Linked DNA regions of Homo sapiens: region 1 is linked to region 2. A link is a loop called in an ENCODE intact Hi-C map of the cell type or tissue named here. Cell type or tissue: dorsolateral prefrontal cortex. All regions are shown on one strand. Links, peaks and the distances in the headings refer to the core of each region. The heading gives the core; the rest is flanking DNA.

What was found. Peaks named below come from ENCODE experiments on the same cell type or tissue, not always from the same donor. Only the 100,000 strongest peaks of a DNase experiment are listed, where the experiment ranks them.
Region 1: a loop joins it to region 2, with 4 times the contacts of the local background. A loop is called at or near these places in 48 of 110 quality-filtered maps.

The regions. Positions count from the first base shown.
Region 1 is chr4:121,643,812-121,655,763 of GRCh38, forward strand. LOC105377402 (a long non-coding RNA gene) reads right to left here and starts at 6,840. Exons shown (of 3, transcript XR_939167.3): 1 at 6,827-6,840; 2 at 5,780-5,825; 3 at 1-807. In dorsolateral prefrontal cortex, for the core only: no CTCF peak of the experiment used is centred there; no DNase peak of the experiment used is centred there.
Region 2 is chr4:121,455,108-121,471,432 of GRCh38, forward strand. The region is part of intron 1 of LOC107986309 (a long non-coding RNA gene); the gene reads left to right. Among named protein-coding and RNA genes, the nearest start is that of QRFPR, 82 kb to the left of the region's middle. RefSeq lists a silencer at 7,687-7,736. In dorsolateral prefrontal cortex, for the core only: a CTCF peak has its summit at 7,772 (motif pointing right); a DNase peak (open chromatin) is centred at 7,752.

The sequences.
Region 1 (11,952 bases), core at 3,857-11,856, 190 kb after region 2:
TTCAAAGAGAGGCCTACTGTGCTAGTATTGCTGGCACACTCAATGTTAGCAATATTCAATGTTCAATCAATATTCAATATTAGCAACCCATATGGCAGACCAAGAGCCCTTATCCCAACAGTAAAGATAATTTTTGGACCTCCTCTGCCTTATTTTTTGTTTTAGTTTATTAACTTGATCAGAACCAAGTGGGGAGGGGTGTTTCTGTACATGGAGTCCCTTCAGAGGCTCCAACAAACAACAGGAAGAACTATTTTGAAAATGGTAAAACATTACTTATTAGAGTGGTATTTTTTTCTTTCTCTATATCCTCAATTTTCTAAAATATTATCCTATTACTTTCACAATTTTTAAAAATTATTTTTATAGCCAACTGAAAATTATATGCTCAAAAGTTCTTGCTGTCTTTAAAGTCAGAAAGGAGCTATAGCTGATTCTTACATAACGAAGTCATGGGGAGAACTACCTTTATACATACACACGGTTAAGTTGTGATTTATCTGAGGGCTTTGCAGAATCAACAACTGTGGAAAAGTCACAAGAATCACAGTGAAAATCTCTTAAATCATGATTGCATAAGATAAAGGATATATTTGCTCTAGATGGGTAACTCTGAATTATACAATGTTATGGATAAATGTATAATCTATACAGCAATGTCGAGTATATTTTAAAGAATAAGCATGCAAAATATAATGTTGTAGCTTCTCCAGCAGTTTGCACATTTGAAGTTGAAGCAGATTTTTCGATGTTTATGCCCACCTTAGTTGGCTTTCAATTCCTTTGTACCTCTCTTCAGCAGAAAATCTGAAAGTAAAAACTTTTGTAATTGGGTCACCTTTTTGGTTCAATTTTACAACCAAAAGCCTTTCCAACCTCTTACCTAATGCTTTTTTATTCAGCTTAGTATTTATTAGAGTTCTTAATGTCAAGATTTGATAAAGTTCTCTCTTTCAAGATGCCTATTTTTCTGAGCTTTGCAACAAATTGCTATTTATTCACATGACACCATGTTTCATGAAAAGTGTATTATCATTAAACATTATTAGAATCCGACACTTTGTGGTGGGATGCTCAGGCTATGAGAAGCAAGAGGGAATGGATGTCTCCACCCTCTCTCACTACAGGTAAAGAAATCTGAAGTGCAATGTTATACTAACTACCCAAATTTTCTCTCTCCAATATTTCTCTCGCTTTCTCTCTATCTCTGTCTCTTCATCTCTCTTCTATTCTCTCCCCCCGCCCCAATTACATTTGCATTGGCTAAAGTGTATGGTGCTATTTCCTTAATAGAGTTAGCAGTGGAAGAATTAAACTGCTTTCTTAGGCGGGGTGCAGTGGCTCATGCCTGTAATCCCAGCACTTTGGGAGGCCGAAGCCGGCAGATCACTTAAGGCCAGGAGTTTGAGACCAGCCTGGGCAACATGGTGAAACCCTGTATCTACTAAAAATACCAAAATTATCCAGGTATGGTGGTGCTTCTTACTAGGACTTTCATCCATATGTTTGGTATCACAACTATTTCATACTTTATTTTCTTATGCATTGACAGAATGAAACACAAGATGTGTATTGGTCAGAACTCATGGTTACTATTAGTTTCTTTTAAGATAGTTAAACTAGTTTACCTACCTTAAACAAGTTTCTTTCTTTGTGTCAAGGACACTTTCTTTGTGTCAAATACAGTGTCAAAGATGAAATTACCAGAATATGGGGATAATGAAGTCTAAACAAAAATAAGATAATTATTAAAACATGAAATGGATACCCTTCTCACCTTCCTCTTCACCAGATAATCAGGAAGGTGAATACAGTAAACACCTCTTTGATGGCTACCTATGGAGGTGGGTATCCAACAGCCATGACTGTTCTTAGTAACTTTACTGCACAGCTATAGCTTATTGATGCAGGAATGGTCAGCTAACACAAGCTGGACCACTCAAATACTGTCATTTCCAATATTTGAAATTTTGAACTGAAAGACAGAGACAGGGAATTGTTGGAATGGAGTTATAGTAATGGCAACACATAAGGGATGAAAAATTCATGTATTCCTGCTGCTAAGTTCCCAAAATATACTCAGCTGTTTTCCATCATACTCAAGATTTAGTTGTTATTTCCCCTAATTCTTTGAGATGAATCAGTGTTGGTTGTTCATCCAACAGTCATTTTCTTCCCTACCTCTTCCTTGATAACAGAAGCCCTAATTGGTCATTTGTCTAGGAGTCACTGGGCCCCTTCCCAGACCCAAGGCAGTGAAGTTAAAGCCAGGTATGAAGAGTCTCATTCTCCTTACCACTGATTGGTTTATGCACAGGTACGCTACAGAGCTTGGGATAAAGTCAACTTTGTATCACCCAAGCTTTTTATCATCCCCTTCCCCCCTTATCTGGATATCGTCATATCTGCACATGATTCCTGGAACACCTAGAGGCATCTTAAAGCCACAAGGAGAGACTCGCCAACAGGCTGTGGTTAGAGAGAACAGCTAGACAAAAGGTACCTGAGTCTCTGATTGAGCTACTGAATTAGCCAACTCTGGGACCTCTGGGCTTCTTGTTACTTGAGATAATGAAGGTCCATATTATTTAAGCCAGATGTAATTGTGTTTTTGTTTACTTTGGGGTTAAATAAAACCAAGTGATATATCCAATATACTCACGATCAATTTCTTTTTTATACAAAGTACCTGAGTTTATTTCTGCTACTTGCTACCAAAGACTATAAACCAGTAGATTGTGGAACTGTGTGTTCCAGGTTTTACCAGGCTGCATGAACAAATGAGGTCACCTTTACATTAGTACTCCAAACACTGATGCTCTCACCCCACACCTGCTTGAGTAGCAGAAAATTCCATGTTTTATTTATATGTTTCTCCTTAAAGGTTTTCAAAAATCTCATGGAAATTCTTAGACTTGCTAAAGATTTACTAGTTACTTGTTTGTTTTTCATTATAATTTTATCAAATAAGCATGTGTTACTAAAATTATTATTTTAATTTTGTCTCTTCTTTAAAGTTTATATAAATTAAATCATAATATATGTATTTTATATCTTGATTCTTTTTTCACTCAACAATGTATATGCAAGATTTATTCACATTATTTGGTGGAGCTGGAGTTTATTTCATTGCTGAATATTCCATTAAATGATATGTAATAATTTAATTTATCCATTCTACTCTAGATATAGACATGGGTTATATCCAATATTTTTCTTGAATATTTTCTGTCCATGGTAGAATTACACTGTCTTTAAAACTGTATATTCTATTTTCATCACTTAACATTTTAGCATAAGCGTTTTTGTGTTGTTAAATTCTATTCCTAAAGATTATCTCTAACAGCTGTATAACACTTCATTATGTGTACATACTATAATTTATTTAACCATTTCCCTAGGGTTTTCATTTAGATTGTCTTCAATTATTTGTTACTATGAATAATGTTATAGTGAACATTTTTTACACAGATTTATATCTGCATTTCAAAGCATTTCCTTAGGTCATTTCCAAAAACTAGAATTACCATGTCAAGCAGTATAAATATTTTAAATCAAATTTCCCTGCAGAAGGGTTGGACTCATTTATTCTTTCATGAGGAAGAAATGAGAGTGCCTATTTCACCTCATCCTTACAAGCACTAAATATGCTTGCATGTTGTTCCCTCTCTCTCCTCCCCTCTCTCATCTCCTTCAAGGGTTTTGATACAAACCTTGATCACTACTTGGTCAGGTACCAAAAAAGGACTTTTTATGTATAAGAAATTCTAGATGAATTAGACCTTCAAAAAGAAAAAGCATTCAACAATAATAAATAAAAATATCCCTGGATTTTTAAAGAGAAAAATAGAAGAGGAAGGAGAATAAAACTGTGGCCGAAACTAACTAGACGCTCACCAAACACACGTTCTCTTCTAAGCACACAACAAAATTACATTAACTAGTCTCCCTTACATTTGTGTCTATAACAGAGTTCTAGCTAATGGAAAATGGGGAGAAGTGGTGCATGCCAACAAAACTTCCCATACATCACCCTACTTTCTCCATCTATAGGCTAAATGGAGAAAATTCTAAGGACATAGAGGACAGAGCCATAAAAAGAAAGGAGACTTAGTCCCTAAATGATTACATGAAATTCCCTAAATGATCACATAAAATTCCTCCCATCCAGAAATACTCACACTGAAATGAGTGAGGAATAGATTTGATAAGGTTAAGTGTCTGAGAATTCTGGATTTAGATATTAACAGCAGCTGGAATTGTTTATCTTAACTATCACAAAATATTTATTGAATAATTACTATATTCTAGGTGCTTTGTTAGATGTGTTACTTATGTTTCCCTGTTTAATCATTATAGCAATTTTATGCAGAAGTTCTTATTAGTACCATCTTGAAAATAAGTGATTTTCCCAATTAAAGACAAGTGATTTGCCCAAGAGGGAAGAGTCAGAATTTAAATCTGAGTTCCTCTGATGGCAAAGGCCATGCTCATCACACTATCTCATGCTTGCTGTAAGTGTTTTATATACAGAGGCTGTATAAAACACATAGGGACTATGGTGCATTCATTCAACAATCAATCATTGAATGCACACAGGATCTTTTTTTTTTTACATATGTAATGGGGCCTACATCTTCTCATCTCTAACTTATATCTCTTATAAATATAGAAATTGAAACTTAGTCATTTATATTTAGCTAATGTCATAATAAATTTTTTCATATTTTAAATATCAAGGCCATGTATTTACATGTTTTGAGTAGAGGAAAGTGAGGTGGGGCCATAGAAGGGCAGTAGAGAGATTCCTTCTCGATGATTTTGGGCCTGCATCCCGTTTCCAAGTCCCATGAGGTGCCTGGAATGTGGCAAGGCCTTTGACGCAGTGGCTGATGGAAAGCAATAGGGGATGGGGAATGTTGTAGAGCTGCCTCTTAAGTGAACCACACAGCAAGTCACTACAGTGGACTGTTCAAATCACTATGGCATGTTTTAGGCTGCCTGTGCCTCAATAATAACCTACACAAATTTAGCAATCCTGTTCCTAAAGAGAAAATAATCTGTGAATACACACCTTAAAGCTCCAAATTTACAGAGCAATGTCTATCATCAAAAATTAATTTTAGGTATCTTCCTTTTAATTAGCTTCAGCTAATTAGCTGCTAAACTGTACACTACAGATGCTTCAAATTTGCCCCACAACACTAAGATGAAGACATTTCATGCTATTATCTCTTTTTAAAAATCACATCATGTCAGAATCTAAATTCCTCATCTTTCATATTAATAAAATATTTCCCCAAACTTTATCATGCTTTGTGAGTCACCCCCCCTTCCTCGATATCACAAAAGAAATTGGTGGAGCTTACACAATCTCGTTATATATATATATAAAGGGCTTCTAAGGTAACCAGTTCATCTTTGCTCTCTGAAAAGATACAAGTTTAGATGATTCACTTGAAGGAGCAGCTCCAGAACACTCCCATTCCTCAGTCCCTACTGCCCAAATCAGTGACCACATCAAAGACCTTGCCATCTTCCAGGGTACTTCATGGGAACTGGGACTGGAATACAAACCAATCCCACAGAAAGGGCCCCTCTGTACTCTCCCTGCCATCTCAACCTTAGGGCTCTACCTCACCTTCTCTACTCAAAGCCTGCCTTCCTGCTCAGGGGTAATACTACATAATCCCCTCATCCTACTTCCACTCCTACCACCCAAAACTCATGAACCAGAGACGCTTCTCACGGCTCAAACCTAAGGGAACACAACACCAACCTTTTCTTTCTGGATTTCAGTGAGGAAACGAGATCTTAATTCCTTCCTGGTGAGGATTCAGCAGCAGCAACAACAAAAGAAAAAACAAGAAAGTAATAATAATGATGCTTTCACATATATAAAAACAGAACCTAGCAATACACATTGATAACATAAAACTAGTCATTTTACTTAAGATTATATTTTAATAAAGAGCCACTAGAATCAGGATCTTCTCAGCATCATTCATTAACTACTCAGGAATGGTCTGCTTCATTCATCTCACAGGCAGTCCCACATTTATTATTCAGCAAATGTTTGTCACATGCTTTCTACATGCCAGCCATAGCACTGGAAGCTGGGGATATAAAAATGTCCATGCTTGAGCATTTCCTCTGTCCAGGTGTGCCTTCACAATTATTAACTCATGTTAGTTCTCAATGAAGTGCAACAATATTATCTTCATTTTATACATGAGGAAAACATCAGAGAAATCAAGTAAACTGCTCAGTCATAGAGCTGGTAATTGGTAGAGAAGGGATTCTAACTCAGTTGGTCTGGCTTGAGAGCCATACTCTTTATCAGTACTCTAGTGAGATATATTAGGTATTTCTGTATAGCACCCATATTAGCATAATGATTGCCAGAACACCCCATCCACATCCCCCTACTGAACCCTGGGGTTTCCCATTCCAGCATCCCTTTCCCTAAGACCCACCTAACTCAGATGCATCCCGCCATCCAGGATCCTCCAACCAAAACCCTGATCTGCACTTCCCCAGGGTAGATATAGACCTTTAACACCCTAAACACTAAAAAGATTTTGGTGGGCATTCCCAGCCAATATGTACTGAAAAACACAATTTAATATTTTGAAATGATACAAGCTTAACTACACAGTAAGAAAAACCATTTCATTCAGGCCAGCCGTGGTGGCTCATGCCTGTGATCCTAGCACTTTGGGAGGTCAAGACTGGGGGATCACTTGAGCCTAGGAATTCGAGGCCAGCCTGGGCAACCTCGTCTCTACAAAAAATACAAAAATTAGCTGAGCGTGATGGTACACACCTGTAGTCCAAGCTACTCGGGAGGCTGAGGCAAGAGGATCACTTGAGCCTGGGAGGTCAAGGCTGTGGTGAGCCGTGATTGGACCCCTGCACTCCAGTCTGGGTAACAAAGTAAGACCCTGTCTCAAAAAAAAGGAAATAATTTTGTTCTAAATTTTTAGATATAAATTTATATGAAAGTTTATTGAAGCTGAATCAACATCTCTTCGTTTTCTCCCCCTTTTTTCCCTTTTGTCTTCCTGACATAAGTTTACACTTAATGTAGGTAATCCAGTCCAGCCCAGTCTGGCAAGGTATTTAGGAGGCCCACAGGGGAGGCTGCTCCATTAGACTGAAATTACTTTAAGCTCTTAAGCAGAGATTACTCTTCTCCACAAAAAGAGATGATCCTCAGTAGCAGTGATTATCTGTAATTTCTTGAAGTTCTTATGAACTCTAAAATTCTACGTGGCTCTAGCTGTTATAATCATTGTTTGCTTAGGTTTTTTGTTTTAAAGAAGGAGAAATGAAAATACCATGGCCTTAGTCTTCTGTGGAGTTTTTGGTTTATGTCTGCAAAACATTGTGCTCTGCTTGATGATAAATGTACCCATTATCTTAGTTAGAAAGATAAAGAAATATATTTTTAAAGTTACATGAATCTATTTCTTTACCTCATCAACAAAATTCCTCCTATTACCTCTCTCTCCAATACATATGCTTGAACTTTATGTTAATTAAAATTAGAAATAATTAAAAAAATTACCAAAAAGTATCAGTGTCAACTGCACAAAGGATGCTTTAGGCAGAGAGGAGCATAAGGCTCAGAAATGCTCTTCAAGGACTTATATTCTCTTGGAGGAAAGAGCTGAATAGGATAGTTAAAAGCACTTAGTAATAAATTTCCATCAACTGCAGAATACAGATAAGATATACCACTGAAATATAGAAAAATGAGAGATCTCTTGGCTGAAGTGATTAGGCAAGTTTTAAATATGATATTCAGGTTTGGACAGGACATTAAAACTGAATGGATTTTCGTAGGGAAAAAGATGAGGGGAAGATATTCAGGTAACATACCGGTGAGAGCAAAGTAGAAAAGCAGAAACTGTGGTTAAGAGTATGAATAGCAACTTAACTAGAGTGGATGATCTATGTCAGGAGAGAAGTGAGAGCTAGGACTAGAAAGATGGTTAGGGACATTCTTTGCAGAATGAGGAATTGGGACTTTAGACAGTTGACCATGGGAGCTACCAAAGGTGTTTGGGTTAGTGAAGATATGACGAAAGTGGTGTCTGGAAAGTAAACGGACAAACATGATAGCAGTATTGTCAAGATTTGTTTTCATGGCTGGGCACGGTGGCTCCTGCCTGTAATCCCAGCACTTTAGGAGGCTGAGGATGGTGGATCACAAGGTCAGGAGTTCAAGACCAGCCTGACCAACATGGTGAAACCCCATATCTACTAAAAATACAAAAATTAGCTGGGCGAGTTGTCCAGCACCTCTAATCCCAGCTACTCAGGAGGCTGAGGCAGGAGAGTGGCTTGAACCTGGGAGGCAGAGGTTTCAGTGTGCCGAGATTGTGCCACTGCACTCCAGCCTGGGCAACAGAATAAGACTCTGTCTCAAAAAAAAAAAAAAAAAAAGATTTGTTTTTATTATTGTCCCCCCACCCCAGAACCTTCATAGATATTTTTCCCCTAATTGCCATCCCCTGTAAAATATTAATAGCACAGATAAACTGTATGTCTGTTTATGGACTGTGTGTATATATCTGTACTTTTGATATACAAACATGAAAAGAGTATGATTTTTTCAGCTCCCAATAACCAGTTTTCACCCTCTTATGAGTGACATTGCCCCCACTGAGAATGTGTAGATTGCACAATGTGTAAAATTGGAGGATGTCTTAGTCCATTTGGGTTGCTATAACAGAATACCATAGACTAAGTAGGTTATAAACAACAGAAATTTATTTCTTACAGTGCTAGAGACTGGGATGTCCAAAATCAAAGTGCCAGCAAACATGGTTGCTAGTGTGGGCCTCTTCCCTGGTTCATAAATGGTACTTTCCAACCATGTCTTCAGATAGTGGAAGGGACAAACAAGCTCCCTGGGGCCTGTGAATAAGGGCACTAATCTCATGCGTGAGGCTCCACCTCCCACAAGGTCTCACTTCCTAATATCACCACTTTGGGGGTTAGGATTTTAACATAAATTTGGAGAGACACAAACATTCAGACCATAGCAGAGGGTGATATATCAACAGATGGGAGTAGGAAGTATTTTTGTATTCCACGTAAAAGCCCAAACCAGCACAGGGGATAAAGAAGACAGGGCCTAATGAAAGAAAATAAGTTAGATCAGAGCACAGTTTGGAGGTGGACTGAGCTAACAGCAGGGCAGTCAACCAGGAGAAGGGACAAGGAAGTGTTCTAAAGAGGCAGCCACCTCAGGGTAGGTGCAGGCAGCAGTTTGCACCTGGGTTTCCAGGAGAAGACTATGAGGTCCCAAGAAGGCAGACAGCACCCACTAACTGGGAATCTGAGCTGGCGACTGGGGCCTGAGAGCCATAGTCATCTTGGAGCTGTGGCAGATTCACAAGATTGCCAACTGGCAAGAGGAGAGGTTGACAACAGAAAAACCTGCTAGAAACAGAAGCAAAGCAGAAATTAAGTCCTAGGAGCCCAGGACATAGAAGAGAAGCTCTGATTTGCAGACTAATCTGGGACCCAGAGATGAGCACTCAGACCTGGCCCACAACCCAGGAGGACAACTAGTGATACTTGGTGAAGGAGGTACAGAGGTACAGAGGTGGTTAACCATGACCTTCTTTATGACAGGCTGACTTGGCCTAGTAATAGAAGTAAGGCTGAGTCTTCAAGAAATGAGATATACTGGTCACACAGAGGAATCTAGGCGGTGTTGGCAGAATGGCAGAAGAAGCTGTAAACAGCATGGGCACTTAAGAAGTCATTTCAGAACATTCAGTTCAAGATGGAAGTCTGAGCCATGGACTCAATTAAATGAGAATAATGGGAGTAAAAAACTCACTTGTAAGAGAACAGAAGGAAAGCCATTAGTGCAAGAGAGATGTCATCAAATTTTTGAGAAATGGAAAGCTGAAGAAGTGGTGACTATGAAGCCCTAACCAGAAATACACAGAAAAGAGGCTGCAGATGAAGAGAAAGGCTGTCTCCAAAAACAGACATACAGTTTATCTGTGCTCTTAAAATTTCATGAGGAGTGGCAATTAGGGAAAAAATGTCTATGAATGTTCTGGGGTGGGGGACAATAATGAAAAAAAGTCTGAAAAATACTGCTCTAACATTTGCCAGTTTACTTTCCAGATATCATTTTTGTCATGCCTCCGCTTGCCCAGGAACCTTCAGTAGCTCCCATGGTCAACCGTGTAAAGCCTCAATTCCTCATTCTATAGTTTAAAGCTCTTCCTATTTTGCCCCCAACCAAAGGGGGATGGTGAGTTCTTGCTCTATTAGTTCCCATGAGAGCTGGTTGTTTGAATAGCCTAGCAGCTCCTCCTCTCTCTCTTGTCTGTTCTTTCGTCACGTGACCTCTGCACAAGCCAACTTTCCACCTACTTCTGCCATGAGTGGAAGCAGTCTGAGGCCTTCCCCAAATACAGATGCTAGCACCATGCTTCCTGTACAATCCACAGAATCTTGAGCTAAATAAACCTCTCTTCCTTATCAATTACGCAGCCTCAGGTATTCCTTTATGACCCAAACGGACTAAGACAGCCACCCTCACATGCTGACATTTAGAGGCCCCCAGGATGATGGCTGTGCAACAAGCCTAGAGAGAAATCAATGCAATCAAAGGATGGAGGCTCCAGGAAAAAATTTTCAGGAAGAAAAAAATGTATAAGGTGCCATCAACATTCCATAATGCTTGAATATTACAAACACTTAAGAAACAATAAAGGCAGGTGTCATGAGGGTGGGAGGGACAAGTATACAAGAAGGGGAATGAAATCAGAGAGCACAGCTGGGTTAGATATTAGCCAATTTACCTAAACGTTTTTCTTCCCAGTTACAGAATCAATATACTGACAGAGCACACAAGACTTAATTGGGATCAGAGAATATAAATAGAATCAACCCTAACAATTTCAAAGCAAAATTACAGGTGACGTGTTGGAAGATGAAAAGGAAAGAGAAGAGATGAAGGACATCTCTAGTGCTCTAACCTTTCAAAATGGGGAGATCCTTTCTATAGTTGTTGGAACAAGAAATTAAAATGCAAATATATTATTTAAAGTTGCATAGGTATTGAAAAGAGGAACTGAGAACAGTCAGTAGAAGAGAAAATGAACGGTGAATGGGGTAGATGAGCTTAACCACCATCTATCATGGCAGGAATCCAATAGAAAAACCTGAAAAGAAGGAATGAAGAAATCATAGTTTATGCATATTATTTATAAGTGTGGATAGAACTACCTAGAACAAATAAAAATGGAAAATGATAAAAATGTTAAAAGAGTTTCGCACCATGGGAAATGGAATGGGAGTGGAAAATTGAGAGAATAAGGACTTTTCTTTTTCCCAGGAAGACTTCCACACTATTTAACTTTTTAAACATTTGTATTTATGACTTCAATAAAAATAATAAATTTTCTCTTTAATAAAAATAAGTCATTTGTATAATCCAAATGCAGTAATTGGTTCCAAAAATAGGATAGCAGCAGAAATGGAAAGAAGGGGTAGGTGGAAAAGACAGAATGAAGAAAGAAGTATCCAGGCTTGATCATTAATTTAACACAAAAGACAAACAAAGAGATGATATAAAAATATTCCCAAAGATTTGAATCTGAAGCCTTTTATTCAGAAGGCTCTTAGAGCCACTACTAAAAATAGAAAAATTGGGAGGGCATATCTGTCTGAGGGAAATATGATGAATGTACTTTGAGTCATTCACACATGAGAAGATAATGATAGCAATAAGTGAATTTACATTTTTAAAACATTTATTTATTTCAAATATCAAAACCTAGCTGGCAAATAGATTCTGCAGAAGGGAATCTTTTTTCTTATGTGTGCCTGTGGCTATATATCTCATTATTGCCAGGTAACAACAATGGAGAGAAATGTGCAACATTCCTAGAAAACATTTAAAAACTTTACGAA
Region 2 (16,325 bases), core at 4,494-12,493:
TCTGTCCTTAGAAAAAAAGGAAAGAAAGTAATGTAAAGAGTGTAATTTGAGACACTCAAATTACATCTCAAAAAAACCCCAAAATAGAAGATGAATAAATCAATTACCAAAGTAGCCGCTTACTTCTCCCTCTGAGATACATCAGCATAGAGATGAAGGCTGACATAAAAGCTTTGGTAAGAGGAACACAGAGAAAAAAATCTGAGAGAAGCAGCTAAAGAAATGTTCTGAATCTCAAAATAGCAAGTAATATGGGAAGACAGGGTGAAGGAACCCGCAGGGAGAAACATCACCTTTTACAGGCATAAAATTACATCAAGGCCAGCCTTTGAATGGCCAAGGGGAGCCAGGGGTTCTGAGAAGCTGCACTGGGACTGAGAATAGGCAAGCCTGCCGCAGCCTGGCTGCAAATTGCTCCTTCACGAGCCTGGCTGGGAGGAAAACTATTTACACATGGGTGGTGAAGAAAACAGAAAATCTCAGAAAGGAGTCTGGATGATTCTTATGTTTGGGAGGTAGAATTTGAGAGAAAGAAAAAGTTTCCAAAGAAATTCATAATCCTATTTGGAAAAACATATCTGTGAATTAGAATTTTAACAAAACATGACTTGACCCCACAGAGGGTCTTCCTTTTACACCCCCTACATGTTTAATAACATATTACAGAGGCATTAAAAAAGGAACTGGGTGGTAACCTGGGAGAATGAAAACATTGTCTTTAATTCAGGACTTAATGGGTAATTTTTGGCTTAGATTTTCATTATTTTTAAAGTGTTTTCAATAAAGTAATTTTTTTTTGTTTTTTAAAAAAGAGTATTAGATAACTTTAATGTTTCTCACTTTTTTTTCTTTTTTTTGAGACAGGATCTCACTCTGTCACCCAGGCTGGAATGCGGTGGCACAGTCTTGGCTCACTGCAACCTCTGCCTCCTGGGCTCAAGCCATCCTCCTAGCTCAGCCTCCCGAATAGCTGGGACTATAGGCATGCACCACCAGCCTGGCTGAATTTTTTATATTCTTTGTAGATACAGGGTTTTGCCATGTTTCCCAGACTGGCCTCAAACTCCTGGACTTAAGTGATCTGCCTGCCTCACCCTCCCAAAATGCTGGGATTATAGGCGTGAGCCACGGTGTCCGGCCCCACTTTTCTTAACAGTGTTTTTCTAGTTCTGACAGTCATTAGTAAAAGTAAGGTTGACTAAATAATAAGTTAAAAATGAAGTTAATAGAATGGGAAGCTGTTGGGGAGCATTTTATTCCTGCCACTTAAAAATCACTCATCATGATCATAAATTAGCAGGCAGTTACTTATCTCAGTATAGAAAGCTGAGCCTGACAGATTGAGTTGCCTTTTCCCACCCCCCCACTCTTCCCTAGCATATCTACCCATATTCATTGATTTTATGCAAGTTGGCAAGACAGAGGGTAATTATGTCTGTTCCTCAACCTGACGGGACAACAGAGAACCTGCTAGAGAGTGAGAAGAAGCTAACACACTTCCAGGGGGGCTTTTTATCACATTTAGGGTAACCAAGTGCTGCTTAGGGGACTAAATAACCAAATACAAGATGGAATTGAGTAAGGGAGTTTGAGGGGGATCTCCCCACTTCTGCTTTGGGAAGAATAGGTCTCAGGCATCAGTGAAGAGGCAGTGGTGGAGGAGCTAGCTTAAATTTGGCAGCCAGCACAACTGAGACCCAACCTAAAGAAAGTCCCGAGGAGACAGAGGAGGCCTAGGGGATCCGATGGAGTCCTAGGCAGCAGATGGAGGCTAATAAACCAAGGAAATTTACGTCTAGAATGTTAACGTTGGAAGAAAACTGGGGACATTTTGGTTATGTAAAGATAAAGCACTTAAAATAATCTCAGATCCCAGGAAATTGACATTTTTCTCTGAGAGGAATATTGAAGACTTTATAATTTCCCCCTGGCAAACATTAGGCTGCCGATAGTTTTCTTTCTAAGTAAGGAAAGTTTGGATTTTATTCCAACTCAAAGTAGATAAATCTTTATCAAAAGAAAAAAATTAAATAATATAGATAAAAGAAGCAACAGAGAACAATGACAATTTTACCAACTATGGTGGGTAAAATAATTTTCCCTTCATATTGATTCTTATTTATCAGACTTGTAGAATATCAATTTAAATGTGAAAATATAGTGTTCCTTTTATTTCAAAATGTGACTTCATCATTCCTAAAAAAAAGAGAGGTACTCTTGCATTTCAGAAATTAGCATTAATTCCCATCTATTTGCTATGAAAGTAAAGCTTTAATATCCATATTTAACCACCTGCTATTGCATTTGCTTGTCCCAACAGCATTTGCAAACAAAGCCAGAGGTAGCATGGCATAGCAGCCAGAGCACTGGAACAGGAATCATGCCAGCGTCTGGTTATAGCGCAGGTTCTACCAGAGTGACTTTGGGCAAGTTAATTACGCTTTGTGTGTCTGTTTATTCATCTATCACACACCACGGGTGGATTAGAAGAACCTAAAATTCTTCCATATCTTAATGTTTAAAGGCACAGACGCTCTAGTGAGTGGAAAGCATTCAGTGAGTTGACATACTGTGTAATCTACAGAGCAACTCTGCTGGCAAGTGAAACAGCAGGGAAAAAACCTTTAAGCTCAAGGGAACTTCTGAACTGTAATAAAACACGGCGGTGTGCCATCATGAATTTACTCACTTTGTTTTCTAGACCCACTTGGTGATCCACCACATGCCATGTGACACTTTCCTCAGCCATGGGAGGGGGCAACTCTCATGTGTAGCTCTTGCTGACCCTTTAAGAAAACCCATTCCGCAAAGTGGTCTCTTTAGAATCTATCCTTACTGGAACTGTGTGTGACCTCTAAAACGGCTGTGCTGTGAGTATCCCCTGCCCACACCAAACCACTCACTAAATGTAATACTTTGCACACGCTTATATTTATGTGACTGTGTGAGTGAAAGTTAATGTTGTAGGCATTTAATCAGTACCTTTCTGTGGTAGGCAGGGTAACAGCCTACCAAAACGTCTGCATCCGAAAATGTCTGCCTCAAAATTTCTGAAGCCTGTGAATATGTTACCTTACACAGCAGAAGCGACTTTGCAGATGTGATAAGGTTAAGAATCTTGATATGGGAGGGTTAATCTATATTATTTGAGTATGCCCAGTGTAATCACAAGGGTCCTTATAAGATGGAAGAAAGCAGGAGTGGCACAGTCAGAGAAGGAGGTGTGACAACAGAAAGCAGAGATCAGAAATACAGATTTGAAGATGCTACCCTGCTGGCCCTGAAAATGGAGGAAAGGGCCACAAGCCAAAGAGTACAGATGGTCTCTACTAACTGGAAAAGGTGAGAATATGGATTTTCCCCCAGGGCCTCCAGAAATAATGAATGCAGTTTTGCTGACACCTTGATTTTAGTTTCATAAGACCCATTTTGGGCTTCTGACGTTCAGGAGTGTAGATAACAAACTTGTGTTGTTTTAAGCCACTAAGTGTGTGGCAAATTGTGAGAGCAGCAAGAAGAAACTTACACATTCCCTAATAGTGGGTTATCTAATATCCATAGAAATTATACAAATACCTCATCTACTCTCCTCATTTCACAGATAAAAAACAGAAGAATCAATGAGCTCTATCACTCTTCTATACAGTTTAATGAATTTTTCCAAAGCTTAATGTTAGGAACAAATGAAAGCAAGTGTTTTTGCATTAAAGCCTCATAGATAGCTAAACTGTGTGGAGCTGCTGATGGCTCCATATGAGGATGACCCTTAATAATGTGTGTTCTGCTGAGAAATATCCTTTTCTAGATTAATGTTAGAGAGAGAGAGAGAGAGAAATGTAAAGGAGTCTCACTGAAAACAAAAAAGAGCTATTAAAGCAAAATGTGAGCTAAGCCGCTAAGCCTTTTTTTTTTAAAGAGATATTCTCTGTAGTAAGCACATAAAGAAATAAGATTATGGAGAAAAGATACGTGTTCAGGAAGCATGTCACTGATCTTTAAGTAGCATTTGGGAGGAATCAGCTCTGAAATGTGTGCCTTGGATAACCCAGCAGAGGCAACACTTCTAATATTATTTCATCTTGACATGATCTGAGGAGGTTTTTCTGACAATGCTTTTCCAGATGACTGGAATCCTCTGTGGGAACACTATTATCAGGTGAGTGCTCTGCCAGGAGTCTGGGAAAGAGCTGCCTTGGACTTGGGTAATTGCCGTGAAACATTTTCTGAAGATAACTTAAAATGAGTTAAATTCTGTTTTTCTAGAAATAAAAAGCCAATATTAAAACTTTAGATATTAATAAGAAGTTAAATATATCTTACTAAGAGAAAATATTTAGCATATCTGTGCAAAATAGTTCATAGACTATTTAAAAGCCCACCTGTGTCCTGCCAACTTCAGTTAAATTCAAGCTTTCTTATAAGGTCACTTTTCTGTTTTTTTCTTAGACAGGAAAAGGCTAAATCCCAGTTGTGAAAATTCAAAGAGCACACACAGAACTATTGCTTTGGCCTAATTAAGGGAGCTTTATCATAATTATATAGTTTCTAGTCCTAAGAAGCCCAGGATTAAAAGGATTGTTGTTTTTCTTCCACAGTCCTTTTTTTTTTTTTTTTTTTTTAAATAATAGAGTGTGCCCAGGATGTTCTGGAACTCCTGAGCTCAAGGAATCCTCCTGCCTCAGCCTCCCAAAGTGCTGGGATTACAGGTACGAGCCTCCATACCCAGCCTGTAATTTTCCATTTTGCTGTTACTTGCCTTGTGTCTCACTTTCTTTTAACCAGGTTCCAAGGGTAAAATCTCATCACATCTAAATAACTTGGGGCGTGTTGCCTTAACCTCAATTCCTTTATCTGTGAAATAGGGATTATATTAGCACCAATTCCATAGGGTTCTTGTAAGGGTTAAAAAGGATGATTCCAGTAAATTGTTTAGTCTGATTTGATTTTGTATCAGAATGCTGCTATAAGAACACAAAGAATTCCACATATGCATACCCCCAAAATAAATATTTAGAAATATCCCAGAAGTTAGAAGGGATAAGGAAGGACACTATTATTTATGTTTATCAACTATATACCAGCTAAATTGTATGCATATTTTATTTAGTCCTCATATCTAATAAGGCAAAAGTATTAACCCATTTTAGGTAAGAAAATCGAAAGGTTAAGTACGTTGTCCAAGGTCCCAGAGCTAGTAAATAAAGAATGGAAGCTTCAACCCTTGTCTCTCTGATACTAAAGACTTTGATTATTTTTTTTTACCGTGCATCTTCTCAGGGCTACAGTAAAATTGAAGTATGCCCTATTCCAAAAAGGCTAGTACAGAGACGGTTCGAATGTGCCTTCCTTCTCTGAGCTGCATCCTCAAAGCTAAGGTACTGGCAGGAAAAGCAGTGTTATCATATGTTACAGCATTGCTTTGTCTTCTAATGAAGGGCAGCAGTGTCTCAGAAAAAGGAGACTCTTGGTTAAGTTCTGTTATAGGCATTGCTTATTATGCTGAGAAGCTGGAAAGGGTGAGGAAAAAAAGAACTGAAACCACCATGCATCATTTTGTGGACAAGGATCTCATTATTTGGGCAGTGAAATGTTTATATATGACTCCCTGTAAGTAATTAGCAGGTAGAAGAGCCCACCAGGAAGGTGCTTTCCTTTGTCTCGCTGTTGTTTACACTGTCTCTCCAAGGCATTGTTTGTCCTTGAGATATTGGGGTGTGTCTCAGTGCCTGAGAGAGAGACAGGGGGAAGGAGAGGTGGAAATTGGTGCAGGGATGTTACCTACCACAGGAGACCAGGAGTGAATCTGCAAGGCCATGGAAGCAGGCAACGACACATATTGGAGTCCCACCAGCAGAGGACAGAGGCTGCACCTGACCACCAAAGGTGCAGCCCCATGTGTTTTCAAAAGAGGAACCCAGCCTCTGAGAAGGGGGCAGCCATAGATATTGAGTCCCATTGTCCTGGTTAGCAGTAAGGGGAGAGGGAAAGCACCCTAGGAAAAGAATTCTAGGGTGGGAAATAAGGTTTTCCTGTAGTTAGAGAGGATTTATTCTGTGAAACTGAAGAGGAGATTATCTTTTTGAAGAGAGGCAAAGGAGGGGAACCCTAAGACTGTAAAATGGTTATGCCTATGAGAAGACATCCTGGAAGCATTTACCTTTTCCTTTCCCTTGGCTTCTGAGAAAGAATGCTATTTAGCATCAAATGTTAGGTTATTCCCCCCACTGTTGTAATCTCTTCTAGTTATTCTTCAATAGTTACCTGGTAGAATCTGTTTCCTGTGCCAGCCTTGTGTTGGGCAATGGTGCTTTGGAAGTTAATGGACAGTCAGTGGGCATTGTGCCTGCTTATGGGAAGGGTGGTGCACCCTTCCTGTCCTACACTGTCTCCACCAGGGCCCACAGAAGCAGCACAGTTCATTGAGAAGCTCTAGCTTGAGAGAAGCTATAGGGTGACCAGATACCTGAGACTGGCAGGGGCAAGGTGACCTCAGAGATTCACCCTGCAGCCTGCTCTCACTCAAGTGTATATGAGAACCAAACCTTCTTCCCCAAATAACTAGGAACAGATATTCTGGAAACATCACCTGGAAAGAGGTAAATAGACAGGAGCAGAAATATCTGGAGGGAGACTAAATGCACATATTCCATACAAGGATAGACATGTAGTTCAAAAAAATGCTCATTGTGTGAGATTTCTCACTTTCCCACAATGACCTAATTGGTATTTAGAGCTTCTCTGTAGAGTCTTTATTTGAGTTCCCACCCAGAGCTTATGGGCTTGTTTCCGTGGTGTTTCCTAGAGAAAATGATTATCCATTTTCTTCACTACAAAACACTGAGCAGTGTAGTGACTAAGTGTAAGGGCTCTAGCGTTAGATTGCCTGGCGTTACCTCCACATTATTAATTTAGTTGCTATAAGAACTTGGGCAATTTACATAGCCTCTCTGAACCCCAATTTCCTCACCTATACATAGAATTAGTAAAGGTACCTACCCTATAACATTTGTAACAATTAAATTAGAGAATTAATGTAATTTGTAGAGTTGTTGACATATAATAAGTGTTCAGGAAATGATAACCTCTAATTATAATTATTATTTTTGTTTTTAAAGTACTAAGAATCTCTACCTTCTCCTATGGATAACAGTGGGGACTAATGTCCAGCTGTGTCCTTGATGCTGTGCTCATTAGAAGGAGCCGCAGGTTTTAGCTCAGTCATTCTGACCCTTGGCAACATATTAGTGTTGCCTAAAGACCCTGGCCCTGGGCCACTCCTAGACCAATTAAATCAAAACATATGAGGATGGTATCCAGACATCAGCATTTTCAAAGTTCTCCAGATGATCCTAATATGCAGCCATGGTTGAGAACAATTATGTTAGCTCCTTGCTACTCAAAGTGCAATCAGAGAACCAGCAGCTTTGGCATTACTTGGAAGCTTGTTAGAACCATTCAGTTTTGTTCCACCCTCATCCCAAATGGACTGAATTAGTCTGAATTTAACAGGATTCCCAGGCAATTCACATGAACATTAAAGTTTGAGATACAGACACCAGCTAAACATCTCCAGTAATACTCTTAAGCAATTGCTTTTAGCAGCAAGTAATCTCACAAGCAGCAAAATCTCCTGGTGATTTCTTTCAGCAGTTATCTGGTGAGCAGACCCTAAGAATGCATCCTGTCTTGCCTTTGGCACCTTCTCAGTTTGGAAACAATAGCTCACTTCCTCCTTTAGCTCTTAGCATCCCCGCTAGAGGGCACTTGTTCAAAGAGGAACTTGTTCAAAGACCTGTTGCATCTCATAAACAAAGCACGTACTGTTGTATTTCTAGTTGTTTCAACTTCTTTGCACTTTAGTTATTAAGGGTAGATATCCACTGGCACCCTTTGGCTCAGGGATAACTCACTTCTAGAAAAGGCATCTAAAGAATTGCTAGATATAGTCCAACATACCACCAGGCAGTCTCGGAATCAGGTAATTGATTACCTGATTCAGGTACCTGATTCATACAGGGAGAGGACCTCGTAACACATCCCATTTTTTTTTTCTGTGATCAGCCCTTAAGAATAGAAATAAATGGGTAAAAAATGTTCTCGAAACAGACCCAGACATCTCTGTTAGTAGGGGCTCAGTTATAATGCAGTAACAACCAACTCCCAAGACCTCATTTGCACCTTGAGTTTATTTGCTGCCAAGAAGGTTTGGCAGTGGGGCTTTGCTCATCATAGCCACTCAGGTTCCCAGGCTAACCAAGCTTCAACATGAGCCTTATCAATTTCTGAAGCAGTGAAAAGGAAATGACAGTGTCTCAATGAAAATAAAAAGGTTTTGTCTAGAAGTGATACATGTGGCTTTTGTGCTCGTTACATTGTCCTAGCAAGCTACAGGACTAACTTTAAAGAGTGAGAGGGACAGAATCCTTACTCTGTCCCTGTAAGGAAAGAGAATCAGATATAGATGGACATATTTCAATGGACTCCCATTTTCTGTTTCTTTTGAATTCTTTCTTACATTTAAAAAGAAATGCTGATATTTATACTGACACCACAATAAGTAAAGAACAATGGTTCAATTGGACATCTCTTTGTTTCCCTTTCTACCCTAATACTCATCATGTTGATATTTTCTAGTCTTTTAATTCTGTTATTACAAATACATTTCTTATTTTTCTTGGTCTTAGATATTTATTTTATAGATAACAAACTTTATCAGGTAAAATACATTAGGTATTATTCTGTCTTCTCATTCTCCCGGATTTTAATAATCTCTTATTTTAGTACTTCATCAAAAACTATTTTCAGTGAAGGTCTCAGCTGCTGATGCTTTGTATTTCTGAGAATATTTTTTATTATGCTCTGATCTTTGGATGACAGTTTGGACATATCATTCTAAGTTCAGATTTCTTTTCCTTTAATTCTTTGAAAAGACACGATAGTCTTCTTGCTTCCAGTTGTTTATTTTTTTGAATTCTGATAGAAATTTGCTGCTTCTTTCTTTTTTATGCAATCCGCCTTTTCTCTATCAACTTTTAGGATTTTTTGTTTGTCTTTGAGGTCCTAAATTGTACTGTAATTTGTCTAAGTGTGGCTTTTCCTTTATCATCTTCGTCTTTAAATGATCTCTTCAATCTGAGGGTCTGCATCTTATTTTTTTATTCCAGGAAATTTTCTCCATTATGCCTTCAAGTATTACCCCCTCCCCATTTTTATTTCTCCCTCTTTCTGAGATTTCTACTACCCAGATATAAGTACTGCTAAATTTAAAAAATACATATTTTTCTTTCTTTTGTTCCCTCCTTCAAGGAAATTCCCCAAATCTGATCTTTCAATTTATTAATTTGTTTCTTAACTGTATCCATTTTGTTGTATAGCCTGTTCAAGATGTCTTTTACTTCAGATATTGTGATTTTATACCTAATATTTGTGTTTGATCCTTTTTTATGTTTCTTTGTCCTTCTTTCATATTAGTGATGTGTCCCTAATCTCGTCTAGCATTGTTTTTTAGCTTAATTTTAAATTCTTGGTCCATCTGTTTTAATATTTCTGTTTCTGATGGAATTTGTGATCTAATATGTCATATTTGTTTTGAAATAGTTGTAGTTATCAAAAACTTTGTTATTTGGGCCTGTAAATTCATTTTTCTCCAAATTGGGAAATTTTTAAATGGGCTACTGTGTCAGGCAATGTGTCTAAGGAAGCCAAACCTCAGTCCCTCTCAAACACGATAAACTCAGAATGTGCATATTTGTGGAGGAGGTGGCGGGAATGAGCTCTCAGGTGAAGAGCCTCAGCCACCAGAAAAAAAGAAAAACAGCCAATTACTCATCACTCCACAAACAGTTGTTAAGGTCCTGGCTTCATCCTTTGCAGAGGAAACTCATTAGATTGTGTATTATTGGTTTTGAGGTTCAAGGAGGAAGTACCTGCACCAAGTTGATTAACCTACAGTTGTATTTTTTTGCTCCTCTCAAGCACAGGGGTTTTGTTTCCTGATTTTACCACTAGGGCAAAACATGATCCAGTGCAGGTAAGAAGGAAGGCATTGCTGGTCCCATAATAAAGACAGGGTAGAAGCAATAACAGAACTATAACAATTCCCGTGATTTTTGCTGTGACTAGCCCTGTCTGCCTGCCTCTCATCCAACACAATTAATTTAAACTTTCAGTGGGTCACCCCAGGGGCTTCTCACAGTTTTCTACGTTTCATAGTATTTTCCTTCATAGTTCCCTCTGTACTGATTTTGGAGATGGGAGGGCATCAGTTACTAATTCAGCAGCTTGGTTAGAATCTGATGTTAAAATGTAACTATTTTAGCTTTTAATATGTTACCTTTCTATACAGAGTCCCTAACTCTACATTTCTTCATTCTAAGTATTAATAGTAATCTGGAACTATAGCAACATAAAAATGAATACAAAGACAGTAACATTATTTAGATTAAGTAAAAGCTCAGAATTATTAATACAAAATAACCACTATCTACAAAATGATTATGTTTTTCCATCAACCAGATTTGCATTCCATTGAGCCTTAATGGAAAATAATAACTCATCCAAGGGAGCCAGGCAGACAAAAAAAGATTATAGAGAACAAGCAGAACTTAAATTTTAAAAGCACACTTTAAAGAATAGTGCACTTACAATTTGAACAATGAATAAATAATAATGGATTTGGATTAAAACCTAGAGAATAAAATAAATATTCATGACTCATATTTATATAAATAAATAACTAAATAAGTAAATAAGTGGGAGAGAAAGCACAAGTCTTCCTTACAAAAGAGTTCTAAATAATCCATGTGGACGAAATGCAAGCAATAGAAAGTCACTGCTAGAATACCACAGAGAAAAGTACTGCAGGCAAGATCCACTGATGGATGCTAAAATTAGTGGATGAAAATTTATGGAGACAGAGAATATTTATATAATCTCAAAGTATCTCCTTCAAAAATACATATTCACTGTAAGGGAAAAGTGGTAGCTTTATACTAGAGAAAACTGGCAGAAACCATCATAACTGAGTGATCAAGATTAATATATAAATATATATTTTTATAATATAAATAAATGTAAATATAAACATATAAATAATAAATAAATTAATCATCAGTAATAAGACGTATCGACATCATAGAACTCCTGATATGATGCAAAGAGAAACGTCTCTTACCTTTATGGTAATCTTCCTGATAACACATAATCTCAATCTAATCAGGAGAAAACAAACCCAAACAGAAGGACATTCTACATGAAGCATTCACGGAAGGACATTTATCTACATGATAAAATTGCCCAGGTCGTGAAAGACTCAAGTGTCACAGATTGAGGGAAACTAAGAAGACATGACAATTAAATGTAATGTAGGATCCTGGATTGAATCCTGGGATAGAGAAAGTACGTCGTGGAAAATTTGTGAAATTGAAATAAAGTCTATAGCTTAATTGACAGTATCGTAACAATTGTTTTGTGGTTACTTGCAGAGGGCACCATTGACCTCCATATTGAAATGATGATGCCATACACACCAAGAGGGTATGAAAAGGTTTATTACTCACAGAACAAGGCTTTCTAGGGAGAGCAAGGCCGGTGCCCAGATTGGTCTGAAATGGCTTGAGCAAAGGGAGGGGCAAATAGCTTTGATTTTATGATTGTTTGGGATGGGATTGGGGTGAGGGTTCTCCCACAAGGGCTAGGGTTTATATGCAGTTTTATCTCCCCATTGGTGTCAAAGAAAGGTATACTCTGACTTTCTTATTGGCATACACAGATGTTGAGTGAGAGGGAAAAAGGAAAGGGTAGGCTTGAAAGTTGTCAGGATAAGACATCAAAAAATGGAGTTAGACACTTCATGTCATCAGTACTAATTTCTTAGTATTGATAATTGCACTATGGTTATATAAGAAATAGCATTAGGGAAAGCTGGGTAAAGAAAAAACAGGAATTTTCTTTACTAGTTTTTCAACTCTTCTGTAAGTCTAAAGTTATCTCAAAATAAAAAAAAAACTTTTTAAAAGCCATTCCACTTAGAAGAATTATTATATTGCAATATGGACTAGGTTATTTTTATTTTTATTTTTATTTTAAGTTTTGGGGTATGTGTGCAGGATGTGCAGATTTGTTACATATGTAAACATGTGCCATGGTGGTTTGCTGCACCTATCAACCTGTCACCTGGGTATTAAGCACAGCATCCATTAGCTATTTTTCCTAATCCTCTCCCTTCCCCCACCACACCCCTGGACAGGCCCCAGTGTGTGTTGTTCCCCTCCCTGTGTTCGTGTGTTCATTCAGTTCCCACTTATAAGTGAGAAGATGCAGTGTTTGATTTTCTGTTCCTACGTTAGTTTGCTGAGGATAGAATGAGATCATGTCCTTTGCAGGGACATAAATGGAGCTGGAAGTCATTATCCTTAGATATATTTTTTAAAGAATTTTTGGTATAAAAATTTTAAGTTGAATGAAAACCCCAGAGACAGAAAAAATGAAAAGTAGGGAGCTACTTTTCTATCAGGGGGAACCAGCCCCCAGTATTTCAGTGTAGGTCCTTTCTATTTTCCCTAATTGTCAGCCGGTCTGAGAAATAAAGAGAATGAGTACAAAGAGAGGAATTTTACAGCTGGGTCTCCGGGGGTGACATCACATATCAGTAGGTCCGTGATGTCCCCTGAGCCGCAAAACCAGCAGGTTTTTATTAAGGACTTTAAAAGGGGAGGGAGTGTATGAACAGGGAGTAGGTTACAAAGATCACATGCTTTAAAGGGCAATAAATATCACAAGGCAAAGGGCAAAATTAGAATTACTGATGAGGGTCTATGTTCGGCTGTGCACATATGGTCTTGATAAACATCTTAAACAACAGAAAACAGGGTTCAAGAGCAGAGAACCAGTCTGACCTCAAATTCACCAGGGTGGGATCTTTTCCCCTCTCTAATAAGCCTGAGGGTACTGCAGGAGACCAGGGCGTATTTCAGTCCTTATCTCAACCGCATAAGACCGACACTCCCAGAGCAGCCATTTATAGACCCCCCCCCCCCCCCAGGAATGCATTCCTTCCCCAGGGTATTAATTATTAATATTCCTCGCTGGGAAAAGAATTCAGCAATATCTCTCCTACTTGCACGTCCATTTATAGGCCTCTGTAAAAAGAAAAATATGGCTGTATTCTTCCCAACCCTGCAGGCAGTCAGACCTTTGGTTGTCTTCCCTTGTTCCCTAAAATTGCTGTTATTTTGTTCGTTTTCAAAGTGCACTGATTTCATATTGTTCAAACACATGTTTTACAATCAATTTGTACAATAGTGGTCCTCAAGTGATGTACATTCTCAGCTTATGAAGATAACAGGATTAAGAAATTAGAGTAAAGACAGGCATAAGAAATTATGAGTATTAATTTTGGGAACTGATAAATGTCCATGAAATCTTCACAATTTATATTCAGAGATTGCAGTAAAGACAGGTGTAAGAAATTATAAAAGTATTAATTTTGGGAACTGCTAAATGTCCATGAAATCTTCACAATTTATGGTCCTCTGCCACAGCTCCAGCCAGTCCCTCTGTTCGGGGTCCCTGACTTCCCGCAACACCTATCGGCAATTGCTAACCCTCATGTATTAGTTTTCTACTGCTGCTGTAATATGTTACTGTAATATAGACTTAAAAAACACAAATTTATTATCTTACAGTTCTGTAGATCAGAAGTCTGACATGGGTCTCACTGAGCTAAAATCACGGTAGCCCATGGGCTGTGTCCTTCTGGAGGCTACAGGCGGGGAATCTGTTTCCTTGCCTTTTCCAGCTTCTAGAGGCTACACCCATTTCTTGGCTTATAGTCCCCTTCCTCCATCTTCAAAGCCAGCAATTCTCAGACCCTTGTTCTATCATCACATTTCTCTTGGACTCTCCCCACTTCTGTTTTTCTCTTCTACTTTTAAGGACCTTTGTGATTACATTGGCTAGGCCCACACAGATAATCCAGGATAATTTCCCATTTCAAGGTGAGCTAGTTAGCAACTTCAACACCATCTTCAATTTTAATTCCCCTTTTCCATGTGTCCTAAGGTATTCACAGGTTCTGGAGATTAGGATGTGAACATCGTTGGGCACCATTATTCTGCCTATCACACTTCATATTCAAACATGAGTTTTTAATGGTTGTGAGAGAAAAATAAGGCCTTCAGCCTATACAAGGCAGGGAGTTAGACTTGAGCCTCTGCATAAATCCAGTACCTTTAAACACCAGTACAGACTTAGCATAGTGAAAATGTGGGCTAGAAAAGTATCTGCCCCCTGGTATGTGGGGACTTTTTCAAGAAATTGTATATATTTTGACAATTTCTAACAGGAAAGTTACAAGAATTGTGCAAAAAATTCTCATATTCCCCAAATGTTAACATTATACCTTATTTGCATTTTCATTTATTTACATGATTGTATAATTTTTTTTCTGAGGTGTGTTTGAAAGTGTGTCATAGACATGATGCTCCTTTTCTACCAAAGTACTTTTAGTGTGTAACAAGGACATTCTTTTATTAAGCAGAGTACAATTATATAAATTAGGAAATTAATATTGTTACAATAGTCCTACCTAAATTACAGACATCATTAACTTTTCACTAATTGTCCCAAAATTGTCCTATATAGCAATCTGGATCTTGTGTTGCATACAGTTGTCATGGCTCTTCAGTCTTTTAAAATCTGAAATATTTTTTCAGTCTTCATCATTCATGACATTGACATTATTGAAGAATATAGGCCGTTAGTTCATAGCATTCCCTCATTTTGGATTTGTCTGATGTTTCTTCATGATTTGAATCAGATTGTGCATTTTTGGGTAGAAACAGCACAGAAGCGATGTTACAATCTACTCAGTGCATCATACTGTGGCACATGATGTTGATCTGTCCCATTACTATGTTAATTTTCATTGCATATAGTTTTCCATTTGAAATTCATAAGTATTTCATACAGAAATATTTTGAGAATATGTAAATATACTACTTAAATTTTGCCTAATAGTGTTAGCATCCATTGATGATTCTTCTTGGAATTAATTTTTATTTTTATTTTATTTTATTGAAAATTTTTATTTTTATGGTTGCCAACTGGGGATTTCTAATTCTATTATTCCTTCTACATTTATAAGTTGAGCATCTTCTACAAGAAAGGGCTTTCCAATTTTCCCCATTTATCAAATTATTAGTCAATTAATATCAGTATGGATTCATGGATTCTTAGATGGGCTATAATCCTTTACTATTGTTCAGTTTGATGCTCACGTCATTGCAGATTTGGATAGTAGGAATCACTTCAGGGTGCTCCTGTGTCAAAGGGCATTGTTTCATTAAAAATTACTGTTTGGGTCTGAAATTAGGGTGAAAAAAGTTTAAATACAATAGAAAATTCCTCCGAGAAGTACTAAACGGAGCTTTGTCCTCACTTAATACTGAGCTTTAAATTTATAATCCTAGTGTCAAAAAAAACCATCATATGACTTTAACTTCAAGTATGATCCTGGGTTGGTAGCATGTGGGGTTGCTGGTAGAAGCAAAATTATACCCATTCTAAAGAAACAAACCTCAACACTTTCAAGATTCTTACACTTACGAAGAACAGGGACATATGAATCCATAACTCCAAATTATAGAAGCACAAGAAGAACAAACACCAGAGCAAGAAATTACAGAAACAACCACCAATAGTATTAGAATCTCCTTCCCCACCTAGAACTGCAGATATTGAAATTATCAGCCACAGAGTAAAAAGTAGTATATCCCTTTATGTTTAAGGAAGTAAAAAAAATGATTAAGCAAAAAATTACCACCAACAATGCCAGATAACCTTGGAAAAGATCAAACTCCTAGTAATGAAAAAGAGTTGGAGTTATAATCTCAGTTGATAAATAAAAGACTAGGCACAGCTGAAAACAAATTAAGAAATTGGAAAAAAAATTATTAGGCAGCTCATATAGAAAAGGGCTTAGAAAATATGAGTGTTAAAGAGACCTGTAATTTATGATGACAAGTTCTAACATCTTATAATTAAATCAGAAAAATATAGTAGAAAATGAGGAAGAGATAATATTAGAATAAATTAAAAATGAGAAATAAAAAAATACATGATGGTGTGAATCCACAGGGTATGGAAGCAAAACAAAGCTTAAACAAGATAAACACGAATAAACCCAGATCCAGACAAATCACAGTGAAACTGAACACAAAGACAACGCAAAGATTAGAAAGGTGGCTGAAGAGCAAAAGAAATATTATCTGCAAAGGAATAATATAAATAATAGCTAATATTTATTAATTGCTTATATTAGGCAT